2 separate regions of the Homo sapiens genome follow, and region 2 is linked to region 1. A link is a contact called in ENCODE Hi-C or POLR2A ChIA-PET data. All regions are on one chromosome and are shown on one strand. Each heading gives the region's core, a stretch centred on a gene start or an enhancer-like site at or near the end of the contact. The rest is flanking DNA. Distances are from core to core; before and after follow the strand shown.

The links. A loop is a pair of places that touch in the nucleus more often than their neighbours do. ChIA-PET counts read pairs that join two places held with the same protein, here RNA polymerase II (POLR2A). Pooled maps may share reads with other maps.
Region 2: a map with no recorded cell type shows a loop between it and region 1 (7-fold over the local background). The contact joins the promoter of TADA2A here to the promoter of ZNHIT3 in region 1. A Hi-C loop is called at or near these places in 1 of 37 single-sample maps with no recorded cell type and 6 of 50 pooled maps. POLR2A ChIA-PET finds 5 or more read pairs at or near these places in 1 of 52 experiments (A673).

What each region holds. Positions count from the first base shown.
Region 1 is chr17:36,483,464-36,489,309 of GRCh38, forward strand. ZNHIT3 (zinc finger HIT-type containing 3) reads left to right here and starts at 3,218. Exons shown (of 5, transcript NM_004773.4): 1 at 3,218-3,322; 2 at 3,472-3,503. The coding sequence starts at 3,237. It overlaps LOC105371749 (a long non-coding RNA gene), which reads right to left and starts at 3,216. Exons shown (of 3, transcript XR_934710.4): 1 at 3,124-3,216. RefSeq lists an enhancer at 2,939-3,872.
Region 2 is chr17:37,404,561-37,410,668 of GRCh38, forward strand. It overlaps TADA2A (transcriptional adaptor 2A), which reads left to right and starts at 2,326. Exons shown (of 16, transcript NM_001166105.3): 1 at 2,326-2,389. It overlaps ACACA (acetyl-CoA carboxylase alpha), which reads right to left and starts at 2,276. Exons shown (of 56, transcript NM_198834.3): 1 at 1,702-2,276. The coding sequence starts at 1,739. RefSeq lists an enhancer at 3,458-4,142.

The sequences.
Region 1 (5,846 bases), core at 1,968-4,467:
TTAGTGTGCCACCACCTAACCGCCATCGCGGCTGAGCCCACCTCCTTTCCCGGACATTAGAGGACGAGGGGTGCGAAGGTCGGGGAAAGCTGGGGGCATCCAGATATCCAGAGTAGAGGAGGGGCCTCTTCCCTGCGTGGATGTGCATGGGAAGGATTCCAGGAATTTAATTTTCTTTTCTTTTGAGATGGAGTCTCGCTCTGTCACCAAGCTGGAGTGCAGTGGCGCGATCTGGGCTCACTGCAACCTCCGCTTCCCGGGTTCAAGGGATTCCCCTGCCTCAGCCTCCCTAGTAGCTGGGACTGCAGGCGCGTGCCACCACACCTGGCTAATTTTTTGTATTTTAGTAGAGACGGGGGTTTCACCATGTTGGCCAGGATGGTCTCGATCTCCTGACCTCGTGATCTGCCCGCCTTGGCCTCCCAAAGTGCTGGGATTACAGGCGTGAGCCACCGCGCCTGGCCGAATTTTCTTTTTTCTTTTTTTTTTCTGGAGTCATCATCTCTCCACTCGCAGATAGGGAGTCAGCGTGGTTTGTATGCAGGTGGGAGGGACTGAGCCCCTGAAAATGGTTAGGATTGTCTCTGGCCTCAGCCTTGGTACACACATCACAGGACAAATCAAGCAGACAGTGGTGAGTCCGCCACAGTGGGCAAATTTCTACCCGTGCCAGACAGTGTACAGGATCTTTTGTTTTTTTTTCTCTCTCTCTCTTCCTTTTGAGACAAGGTCCTGCTCTGTCACCCAGGCCGGAGTGCAGTGGCGTGATCTCCACTCACTGCAACCTCCACCTCCTGGGCTCAAGCGATTTTCCCACCTCAGCCTCCCCAGTAGCTGGGATTACAGGCTCAAGCCACTGCCCCCCGCTAATTTTTGTATCTTTTTGGGTAGAGATGGGTTTTTGCCATGTTGCCCAGGCTGGTCTTGAACTCCTGGGCTCAAGCCATGTGCCCGCCTTGGCCTCCCAAAGTGCTAGGATTACTGGCGTGAGCCACCTTACCTGGTGGGGCACAGGATTTTAAATTAAATTTTTTTTTTTTTAATTTTTAGAGACAGAGTCTTGCTCTGTCGCCCAGGCTGGAGTGCAGTGGCATGATCTTGGCTCACTACAATCTCTGCCTCTAGAGTTCCGGCGATTCTTGTGCCTCAGCCTCTCTAGTAGTTGGGATTACAGGCGTGCACCACCACACCCAGTTAATTTTTTCTATTTTTAGTACAGACAGGGTTTTGCTATGTTAGCCAGGCTGGTCTTGAACTCCTGGCCTCAAGTGATCTGCCTGCTTTGGCCTCCCAAAGTGCTGGGATCACAGGCGTGAGCCACTGCGCCTGGCCTAAATTTTTCGTCTTTAAGACGGGGTCTCTCTCTCTCTGTCATCCAGGCTGGAATGCAGTGGCACAATCATAGCTCACTGCAGCCTTGAACTCCTGGGCTCAAGTGAGCCTCCAGCCTCAACTTTCTAAGTAGCTGGGACTACAGGCTGATGCGACCATGCCCGACTTGGCACAGGATTTAAATATGGCCCTGGACAAGTCACTGGCCTTCTCTGGCCTTCCCAGGTAAGCTTGGACTTTCTGGGATGCTTCAAGTTCAAATCATCAGTGGTACAACTGTTGAACAATATGAGGAACGCTGCGGGTTACTGGGCCTGTGTGGACCCGTTTTGGATTCTAAGCTGGGTCCTGGGCAGAAGTTGGAGGCTGGGGCAGCTGCAAGCAGGACAGGCAGGTGGCCAGAGGGCCCAGCAGCTTCAGCACTGAGGACTGGACTGGGTCGCCACGCCCAAAGGAAGGATAATTACTCACCTCCCACTCAAGAAGCAGGCGGCAGAACTGTTTTGGAGAGCATGGCTTGGGGCCTGGGACCTATGTTCATGCGGTCCAGACGGAGATCCATGAGAGTTAAGACTCTTTCTAGATATCAGGTAGCACTTCTGATTACAAAACTTTTGCACATGGTCTCCTCTCTGCTTTACAACAGCTCAGGAAAGTAGGCCCAAACATCCACTTTAATAGATGAGGGAGCTCAGAGGGGGTAACCAACCCCTCCAGGTCACACAGCCAGGGAGGGGGTTGAGCCAAGGTTCAAACCACTGCCTCGGTTGTTGCAGATACATCCCTGCAGACACCTTTATTGAAGAGGGACCCTGAAGGCTGAACGGCCAACACAGAAGAGGAGGCACTTGGGAGTAAGGGTGATTTATGGCCCTGGGAGGGCCCAGTGCAGGTAGGATGGGAGCTAAGGTAAGGCTGGGCCATGCCTAGCTGCAAGCAAATTTCCTTAAAAAACAAACAACAAAAAACATTACTTTTTCTAAACCTAAAGTTTGTGGTGGCATTCAAGTCCCATCATAGCCCATCTATCCAGACTCATCTGCCTGGGATCCCCGTCTTGGGACTAGTGGTCACTGGCCTGCTTCCTGGTCAATTAGCTTCCGGGACTAGGGGGAGGTGTGAGGAGCCTAGAGTGCAAAATTTAAGAAGCACTCAGTCTCAGGGGCGTGCAGGTGCAGGGTAGCGACGGCAGGACTCTAAGAGTGAGTCTCTTTCCTCCCCGTTTCCCCGTCCTACTTTCACTCTAAGCATTTAGTTCCCAGGGGACAGAGACGACTTCTTCATTAGAAGACCCCGGGGGGTCCCCAGCCCGGAAGGGCTCACAGTTGGAGCTCAAACATTTGCCACTGTTCAGGCTCATCTTTCTTTCCCCAGTGAAAAATGGTCTAGGTTGGGAAGGGCAGGTTCCTGTCTACTGCGTGATCCAACCGATTCTGGTTCGCCCAATGTCTGGACTTGTCCTTTGCCAAGAATAAGCAGATGAGATGGGCGGATGAACCCCAATGTCCCTGCAAGATTCAGGAAGTCCCAGCCAGAAAGTAAAGGACGTTTAGTTCCATGTATTGTTTTCTTTTTTACATGCGGGGCAACACACCTGGACAGTGTCGATGGCTTGCTCCAAGCCACACGGCCGCATAGGGACAGGGACTGGGCTACATAACAAGTTCTTCGACGCTGTGATCTAATCAAGGAAAACCTGGGACGCAGCTAATAGATGCGCATCGAGTGTATCGACGCTCTAAGTACGAGGGCTGGAACAGTGAGCAGGATCAGTCCATTGCTTTTGCCTACCTGCTGAGCGCTGATTGGTCCCCGTTTAGGAAACGGAAAAAGGGGCGTGCACGCGGGCGCGGCTGCGTGAGAGGCGCGCGGCGGCGCAGTGAACAGTCTCCTTCCACAAAACCATGGCGTCGCTCAAATGTAGCACCGTCGTCTGCGTGATCTGCTTGGAGAAGCCCAAATACCGCTGTCCAGCCTGCCGCGTGCCCTAGTGAGCGGGGAGGTCGCGGGGTCCAGGGGCGCGGGTGTCCGGCCATGGCGGGAGGGCGGGAGGCCGGGAGGCCGGGCGGGAGCGGGCGGGCTGCTGGAGGGGCCGGGGACCCTCGGGGCTGACGCGGCCTGTGGCCTCTGTTGTTACAGCTGCTCGGTAGTCTGCTTCCGGAAGCACAAAGGTGAGCCCCGTCCCCGCCAGCCCTCGTACCACTGCGCACGGGGCAGCCCCCACGTCCAGCCTCCGTCTTGGGGGCGTGGACCCTTGGGCTGCGCTTCCTTTCCCGCCTCGGGTCTCCGCGGGTTCTGCAGGAACCTTGCTTCCTCTGACTTGGTCCCTGGTGTCTCTGTGTGTCGGACAGTTCCCTCTGTTGTCCCTGCCTGTAATCGCTCTCAGGGTTTTGGTCAGTAGCCTTTCTTCTACCCCGCTTCTCCTTCTGCGTGTTACTCTTTTTTGCTTAGAAATAGTTTCCGATTGCTTTTCCCACCGAGGTCTACCCTAGCAGTTTCTTCCTCAGTATTCTGATGTAGCCCCTCACCATTTGGCTGAAACTGCGCTAACTTTAACAGTATTTTCACTCGTGTAAATAATGTCTTGTTAGAAACAAAGAGGTAAGTCCATGTACAATACAAGGAGACGTCCTTGATTTGTTAAGAGAAAAAAAGAACCAAGTAAGTTCTGTGTATGATGTGAACACACTTTTGTACAGTTAAAAAGAAGTGACCTGGCCGGGCGCGGTGGCTCACGCCTGTGGTCCCGGCACTTTGAGAGGCCAAGGCGGGTGGATCACCTGAGCCCAGGAGTTCGAGACCAGCCTGGCCAACATGGTGAAACTCCGTCTCTACTAAAAATACAAAAATTAGGCGGGCGAGGTGCGCGCCTGTAATCCCAGCTACTCAGGAGGCTGAGGCAGGAGAATCGCTTGAACCCGGGAGGCGGAGGTTGTAGTGAGCCGAAATCGCACCACTGCACTCCAGCCTGGGCTACAGAGCCAGACTCAGTCTGGAAAAAAAAAGAAAAAAAAAAGTTTGATGTAGGTGGGGCGCGGTGGGTCACGCCTGTAATCCCAGCACTTTGGGAGGCCGAGGCGGGCGGATCATTTGAGCTCAGGAGTTTGAGACCAGCCTGGGCAACATAGCGAAACCCCGTCTCTATAAACAAACAAAGCCAGGCGTGGTGGCCTGTGCCAGTGGTCCCAGCTACTCAGGAAGCAGAGGTGGGAAGATCGCTTGAGCCTGGGAGGAGGAGGTTGCAGTGAGCCAGGATCGTACCACTGCACTCCAGCCTGGGAGACAGCAAGACTGTCTCAAAAAAAAAAAAAAAAAAAGCTTGATGTAGATTCTTTCAGCTTATTTCCACTCTTGTACCAATATATAGAACTTTTTTTTTTAGCTTTTAGAATCTCAGCAATGAGACTGTACCCAACATCCTCATTTGAGTTTATATATTGGGCACTTTTTAAAACCTAGTGCATACAGGCTGGGCGCAGTGGCTCATGCCTGTAATCCCAGCACTTTGGGATGCCAAGGTGGGTGGATCACCTGAGGTCAGGAGTTCGAGACCAGCCTGGCCAACATTATGAAACCACATCTCTACTAAAAATACAAAAATAAGCTGGGTGTGGAGGTGCGCGCCTGTAATCCCAGCTACTTAGGAGGCTGAGGCAGGATAATTGCTTGAACCATGGAGACGCAGGTTGCAGTGAGCCAAGACTGCACCACTGCACTCCAGCCTGGGCAACAGAGTGAGACTCCATCTAAAAAAAAATTAAAAAAATTAAAAATAAAGACTAGTGCATACAAGTTCTAGCTCACTGACTTAAAGGACTGTATGTTATTTCATTATATAGTTGGTACGACCATTATTTATATAAAGCCTCCTATTGGTTGATTTTTCTTTTTAATATTTGTTTTTAATTGACACATAATTGCATACAATTTGAGTTACAGTGTGATACTTCGATACCTGTATACAATGTTTAAGGATCAAATTAGGGTAATTAGCATATTCGCCCCAAATAATCATTTCTTCATGTTGGGAACACTCGCAATCCTCTCTTGTAGCTATTTGAAAGTATAAATTGCTGCCAACATGGTCACACTAAGGTACTGTGTAACACTAGAACTTATTCCTCCCATCTAGCTGTAATTTTGTATCCATTAAGCAACTTCTCCCTAGCCCCCTACACTCTACTCTTCCTAGCCTCCAGTTACCACTATTCTGCTCTCTACTTCTGTGAAATCAACTTGCTTAGCATCCACATGTTAACAAGAACATCTTATGGTGCCTGGCTTGTTTCACTTAACATTATGTTCTTTGGGCTCATCCATGTTCCTGCAAGTGACAGGATTTCATGGTTTTTTATGGCTAATATCCAGTGTATATATGTACCGCATTTCTTTATCCATCTGTTGGTGGATCCTTAGGTTCATTCCTTATCTTGGCTGTTGTGACTAGCAGTAAACGCAGGAGTGCAGGTATCTCTTCGGCAGACTGATTTCATTTCCTTTGGATATATATACAG
Region 2 (6,108 bases), core at 1,076-3,575, 920 kb after region 1:
GCCACAGTGATTTTTTTTTTTTTTTTTTTTTTGAGATGCAGTTTCACTCTGTTGCCCAGGCTTGAGTGTAGTGGCACAATCTTGGCTCACTGCAACCTCCACCTCCCAGGTTCAAGTGATTCTCCTACCTCAGCCTCCCGAGTAGCTGGGATTACAGGCGCCCGTCACAATGCCCAGCTAATTTTTTTTGTATTTTTAGTAGAGATGAGGTTTCACCATGTTGACCAGGCTGGTCTCGAACTTCTAACCTCAAGTGATCCGCCTGCCTCGGCCTCCCAAAGTGATGGGATTACAGGTGTGAGCCACCGCTCCCAGCCCACAGTGATCCTTTTACAGCAAAGCTACTCCTTTGCTCTCAACCCTTCGTCATATTCTGTCACTTCCCAATAAAATCCAAACCTTACCAGATGATACATGATCTGCCTTGATTTCCATCTAATTTCTCTCATTTGCTGTGCTCCAGCCACACTGGTCTTGCCCTTTCTCCATGCCAAACAAATCCCCATTTCAGGGTCACTGCACTTGCTGCTTCTCTTCTAGGATAGTTTCCCTCTAGAAATCCATGTTGCTCCTTCTCTCATTAAATGATCAGATATTTATGTGCCTCCTTAGCTAAGAGGCCTTCCTTATCTACCCTAACTAAGAGAATCCCCATATCACTCTTATCCTTTTATCCTGATTTATTTTTCCATAAAACTTGCCACATTACTGGGCATTATCTATCATTTAGTAATGTGTATATTGCTTATTGACAGTCTTCCCTACTATAATATGAGCTCCATGAGGCAGAGACTTTGTTTTGTTCACTGCTGAATTCCCAGCACCTACAACAAGCCTACTCACTAAACATTTGTTGAATTAATCTTCAGGATACATCAAATGTAAAATATCCTATCATATATTTATTGATGTGATGCATAGGAAAATGTCTGGAAGGGTACATACCAAAATGTTAATTATTTATTTAACCTGGTGGGAGGTGGTTTTTCTTTCCTTTTCTTTTCTTTTTGAGACAGAGTTTCGCTCTCGTTGCCCAGGCTGGAGTGGAATGGCAAGATCTTGGCTCATTGTAACCTCTGCCCCCAGGGTTCAAGCGATTCTACTGCCTCAGCCTCCGGAGTAGCTGGGATTACAGGTGCCTGCCACCACACCCGCGTAATTTTTTGTATTTTTAGTAGAGACGGGATTTCACCATGTTGGTCAGGCTGGTCTAGAACTCCAGACCCTGTGATCCGCCCGCCTCGGCCTGCCAAAGTGCTGGAATTACAGGCGTGAGCCACCGCGCCCGGCAGGGCTTTTTTTTTTTTTTTTTTTTGGAATGAACTTGTATTATGCATATACCAAAAAAGAATGAAAGGGTTCACACAGGCATAAAGTGTAAGTGAATTCTAAAAAAAGGTTGGGCAAATTTATCAAAGGCAGACTTCTAAATAGATGTAACAGTTATATAGTTCAGATAAACCATGGTTTGAATTCCCTTCCCCAGTACTTCCTAGCAGTGTGATCCCAAGTTATTTATGTCAGTGCCTAGATTTCTTCACCTGGAAAATAGGGATAACAACAGGTGCCTACCTCACAAGTTTTAAATGAGACCGTATGTGTAACCTGCTTTGTGCAATGTCTGGCATGCAATAAGTACTCGACAAATGGTAGCTATTAGAATCATCATTAACAGCAGTAATAAGAGATCTTGGGACATACCTAGCCCTCAAGATTGACATCAGAGTAGACCACCACATCCTCTCATCATTGCGCCTCAATTTGGGCCTCTGAAGCCCAAAGAGGGGATGGTTCTTTCCAAAGAAGACAATTTCGACGTTCCAGGAGCATCTGATTGAAACGCACCCTCTTCACCCCTTAAAATCAGTCTGGTTCATCCACGAGCAGCCCTTCGGGGCCCGGACTGGAGAGGCGCCACGGCTCGCCGTCCCTGGGCCCAGTTCCCTCAGCCTCAATTTCCCTTGCTGCAACAGGGGTGGAGATGGGAACGTTATCCCCAAACCCAGGCAGTCCCGGCTCGGCCCGCCTCACCGCACTCCGGAGGGGACCAAACAGCCCCACGCGCCAGGAAGCCTCAGGCAACGGGCCACGCGCCACACGGGCAAAGTGATTACTGGTCGGATCAAAAGTCAGGCAAGCGGCTCAGCCCCATCCTCCCAGTCCTCGGGCACGGGGACAGCAGCAGGCGCGCGGCGGGGACCGGGAAAAGGCCAAGAGGGCGGTGGCGGGCGCTCAGCACCCGGCGGGGGCCTCCACGGCCGAGGGGCGGAGGCGGCGGGCGCGCGGCACGCGGCGCGCTCGCCACTGCGCCGCCCGGGGGCGCGCACGCAAAGCCCGGAGGCGCGCGCGACCGGCGGCTCTTTGGCGCGGATTAGGGGGTCTCGGCGAGGTGAGGCGCCAGGCAGCGCTGGGCGGGCGGGCGGGCGGGTGGCGGAGCGCGAGCCCCTCTAGCGGGACTAGGGAGAAGCGGGGGCCACGAGGTGCGGCGGGGGAGGAGTCGCGGGCTGCGGGCCCCGGCGGCGGGCTTGACGCGGCAGGCTGGCGGGCCGGCGGGCGGGCAGCGGCGGGCCTCGCCGCTCTGTGGGGGAGGGCGGTGTGGGGCCGGGCCTGACCCCGGGGGCCCGCCCCGCGTCTGGGCGGTGCCCCAGTGCCCCGGCCTCGCCATTTCCCGCTCAGCCCTGGAGCGCGTAGCTCTACCAAGAATGGCCACTGTGCCAGATGCCCCTGACCAGCGTTGCCCATTTGAATTTCCTAGCAGGCCCCCCAAAGTAGGTATTTCAGTACCCTGTTAGAGCTGAGGCGCAGGTAAAATGACTGGCCCAGGCCGGTCCCACCCCGTAAGGATTTGAACGTTGGCTCCACAACTCGGGAGCCTGCGCCTTTCCTCCTCCCAACGTGGACTCCTGCCCGGCGAAGTGCCTCACTTCCTTCTCCCGGTAACTGATTCGAATTTGGCGATTGTTAGTTTGGAGCTAGCGCCAGTGTTTCCACGGAAGTTGGTGTCAGAATGTGGTCTCTTGTGAAAGGGGGAGAAAGAAGATTCTGCAGACTGCAATATTGTGCTTTTTTGCCTTTTTTTTTTTTTCTCCTAGGCTGTACTGCAGTGCAGTGGCACGATCGCGGCTCACTGCAATCTCCGCCTCCCAGGCTCAAGCGATTCTCGTGCCTGAGGCGTGGGCCACCACGCCCAGCTAATATTTGTATTTTCAGCAGAGGTGGGGTTTCACCATGTTGGCCAGGCTGGTCTCGAACTCCTGACCTCAAGTGATCCTTCCGCCTCGGCCTCCCAAAGTGCTGGGATTACAGGCGTGAGCCACCACGCCCGGCCCTACTATTTTTTTATTTTTTGAGATGGCGTTTCTTTCGCCCAGGCTGGAGTGCAATGGCGCCATCTCAACACACTGCAACTTCTGCCTCCCAGGTTCAAGCGATTCTCCTGCCTCAGCCTCCCGAGTACCTGGGATTACAGGCGCCCGCCACCACACCTGGCTATTTTTTGTATTTTTAGTAGAGATGGGGTTTCGCTGTGTTGGCCAGGTTGATCTCGAACTCCTGACCTCAGGTTATCTGCCCACCTGGGACTCCCAAAGTGCTGAGATTACAGGCGTGAGCCACCGCACCCGGCCTCCTACTGTGCTTTTTCGAGTGTTGATCAGTCCCTATTGACTGTGCATCCTTTACTGGACGTCTGTTTTTGTTTTTGTTTTTTGAGAGGGAGTTTCACACTTGTTGCTCAGGCCAGAGTGCAACAGCGCGTTCTCAGCCCACCGCAACCTCCACCTCCCGGGTTCAAGCAGTTCTCTTGCCTCAGCCTCCCAAGTAGCTGGATTACAGGCATACGCCACCACGCCCAGCTAATTTTGTATTTTTAGTAGAGACAGGGTTTCTACATGTTGGTCAGGCTGATCTCGAACTGCCGACTTCAGGTGATCTGCCTGCCTCGGCCTGCTAAAGTGCTGGGATTACAGGCGTGAGCCACTGCGTCCAGCCTTGACATCTGTATTTGAAATGACACAGCTATCCCTTGTAAGACACTGCGCAAGTAACATACTCTTTCAGAGCTTGCTTGCTTTTGAAAAAGCAGCTTGCCCCAAAAGTGTGGGAGTGAGGATTCAAAGAATCCCCACACCTTGGTACCCACGGGTACCTAGCAAATTGAAAAAGTTCAGTAAATTTGGCAGTTATTTGATTGCTGCGTTCGTAATACACCCTTGCTAGACTCATTTTTCTTCAGAGCTCAACTTTTCCTGAGAGGACAGCAAAGGGAGACCTACCCCACCCCAAAAAGGGAAAGTTCTTTGATGGCAGCGTTAGCAGAAATGTTGCCCACACTTAGTGATGAATTATTCTCCAAGCTAAAAATTACCAGGGTGAAAAAAATCACTTCAGAAAAGCTAAAGATAAATTAACCTTTTGTAGAATTAACATTTATTAGTCCACTACTATGTGTTTATTGTATTCCTCCTGTATGCTTGGCATTTTAAAAGCATACAGATAGGTATCCGATATAGTCTCTGCTTTCACTTATTTATTATTTATTTTTGAGACAGGATCTTGCACTGTCGCCCAGGCTGGAGTGCAGTGGCACAATCTCGGCTCACTGCAACCTCCACCTGCCTGGTTCAAGCAACTCTCATGCCTCAGCCTCCCGAGTAGCTGGGATTATAGGCGCCCGCCACCACGCCAAGCAAATTTTTTTGTATTTTTGGTAGAGACGGGGTTCTCACTATGTTGCCCAGGCTGGTCTGAAACTCCTGACCTCTGGAGATTCATCTGCCTCAGTCTCCCAAAGTGCTGGAGTTACAGACATGAGCTACCACACCCAGCCTGCTTTCACTTAATTTAGAAGTGGGGGAAAATAGACATTCAGAAGTAATACTCACAAAGTAGAATGTGAAAAATGCCAGATAAAAAGCTGTGAGTGGGCCGGGTGCGGTGGCTCATGCCTGTAATCCCAGCACTTGGGGAGGCTGAGGTGGGCAGATCGCCTGAGGTCAGGAGTTCGAGACCAGCCTGGCCAACATGGTGAAACCCCGTCTCTACTAAAAATACAAAAATTAGCCAGGCCTGGTGGCCCGCGCCTGTAATCCCAGCTAATTGGGAGGCTGAGGCAGGAGACTCGCTTGAACCCGGGAGGCGGAAGTTGCAGTGAGCTGAGATCGTGCCATTGCATTCCAGCCTAGGCAACGAGAGCGAGACTTAGTCTCAAAAAAAAACAAAAACAAAAACAAAAAGCTGTGAGTGTACAGAAGAAGGATTATTTTTTGACTTAGTGTAAAATATTATTTTATTTCTGCTTCAAAGAAGATACTTTGGGCCAGGCATGGTGGCTCACACTTGTAATCCCAGCACTCCAGCACTTTTGGAGGCCGAGGTGGGCGGATCACTTGAGGCCAAGAGTTCGAGACCAGCCTGGCCAACATGGTGAAACCCTGTCTCTCCTAAAAATACAAAACAATTAGCCAGGTATGGTGGTGGCACATGCTTGTAATCCCAGCTTCTCAGGAGGCTGAGGCACAAGACACAAGAATCAAAAATGAGAACCAAATGGAGAATGAGAATCCCTTGAACCTGGGAGGCAGAGGTTGCAATGAGTACTCCAGCCTGGGCAACAGAGCCAGACTGTGTCTCCAAAAAAAAAAGAAAAAGAGACTTAGTCTGTCCTCCAAGCTGGAGTGCAGTGGTGGCTCACTGCATCCTCGACCTCCTAGGCCCAAGCGTTCCACCTCATCCTCCTGAGTAGCTGGAACCATAAGCATGGGCCACTGTACCCGGCTAACTTTTTTTTTTTTTTTTTAAGAGATGGGGTCTCCCTATGTTGCCCAGGCTGGTCTTGAACTCCTGGGTCCCAGTAATCCTCCCACGTCAGCCTCCCAGAGTGCTGGGATTACAGGCATGAGCCACTGTGCCTGGCCCTGTTACGTACTTGTTGAAAGAGTGAGGAACAAATGTATGTTGTAATAGATAGGATTTTTTGGTTTCCAGTTACAGAAACTCGTTCAGTCTTATGATTAAAGTTGAGTTTATTAAAGTTTATTAAAGAGAGAGAAATGAGAGAAGAGTTAAACAGTTGAGCCACCTGGGGCTAGGGATTTCAACAGCCAGAGC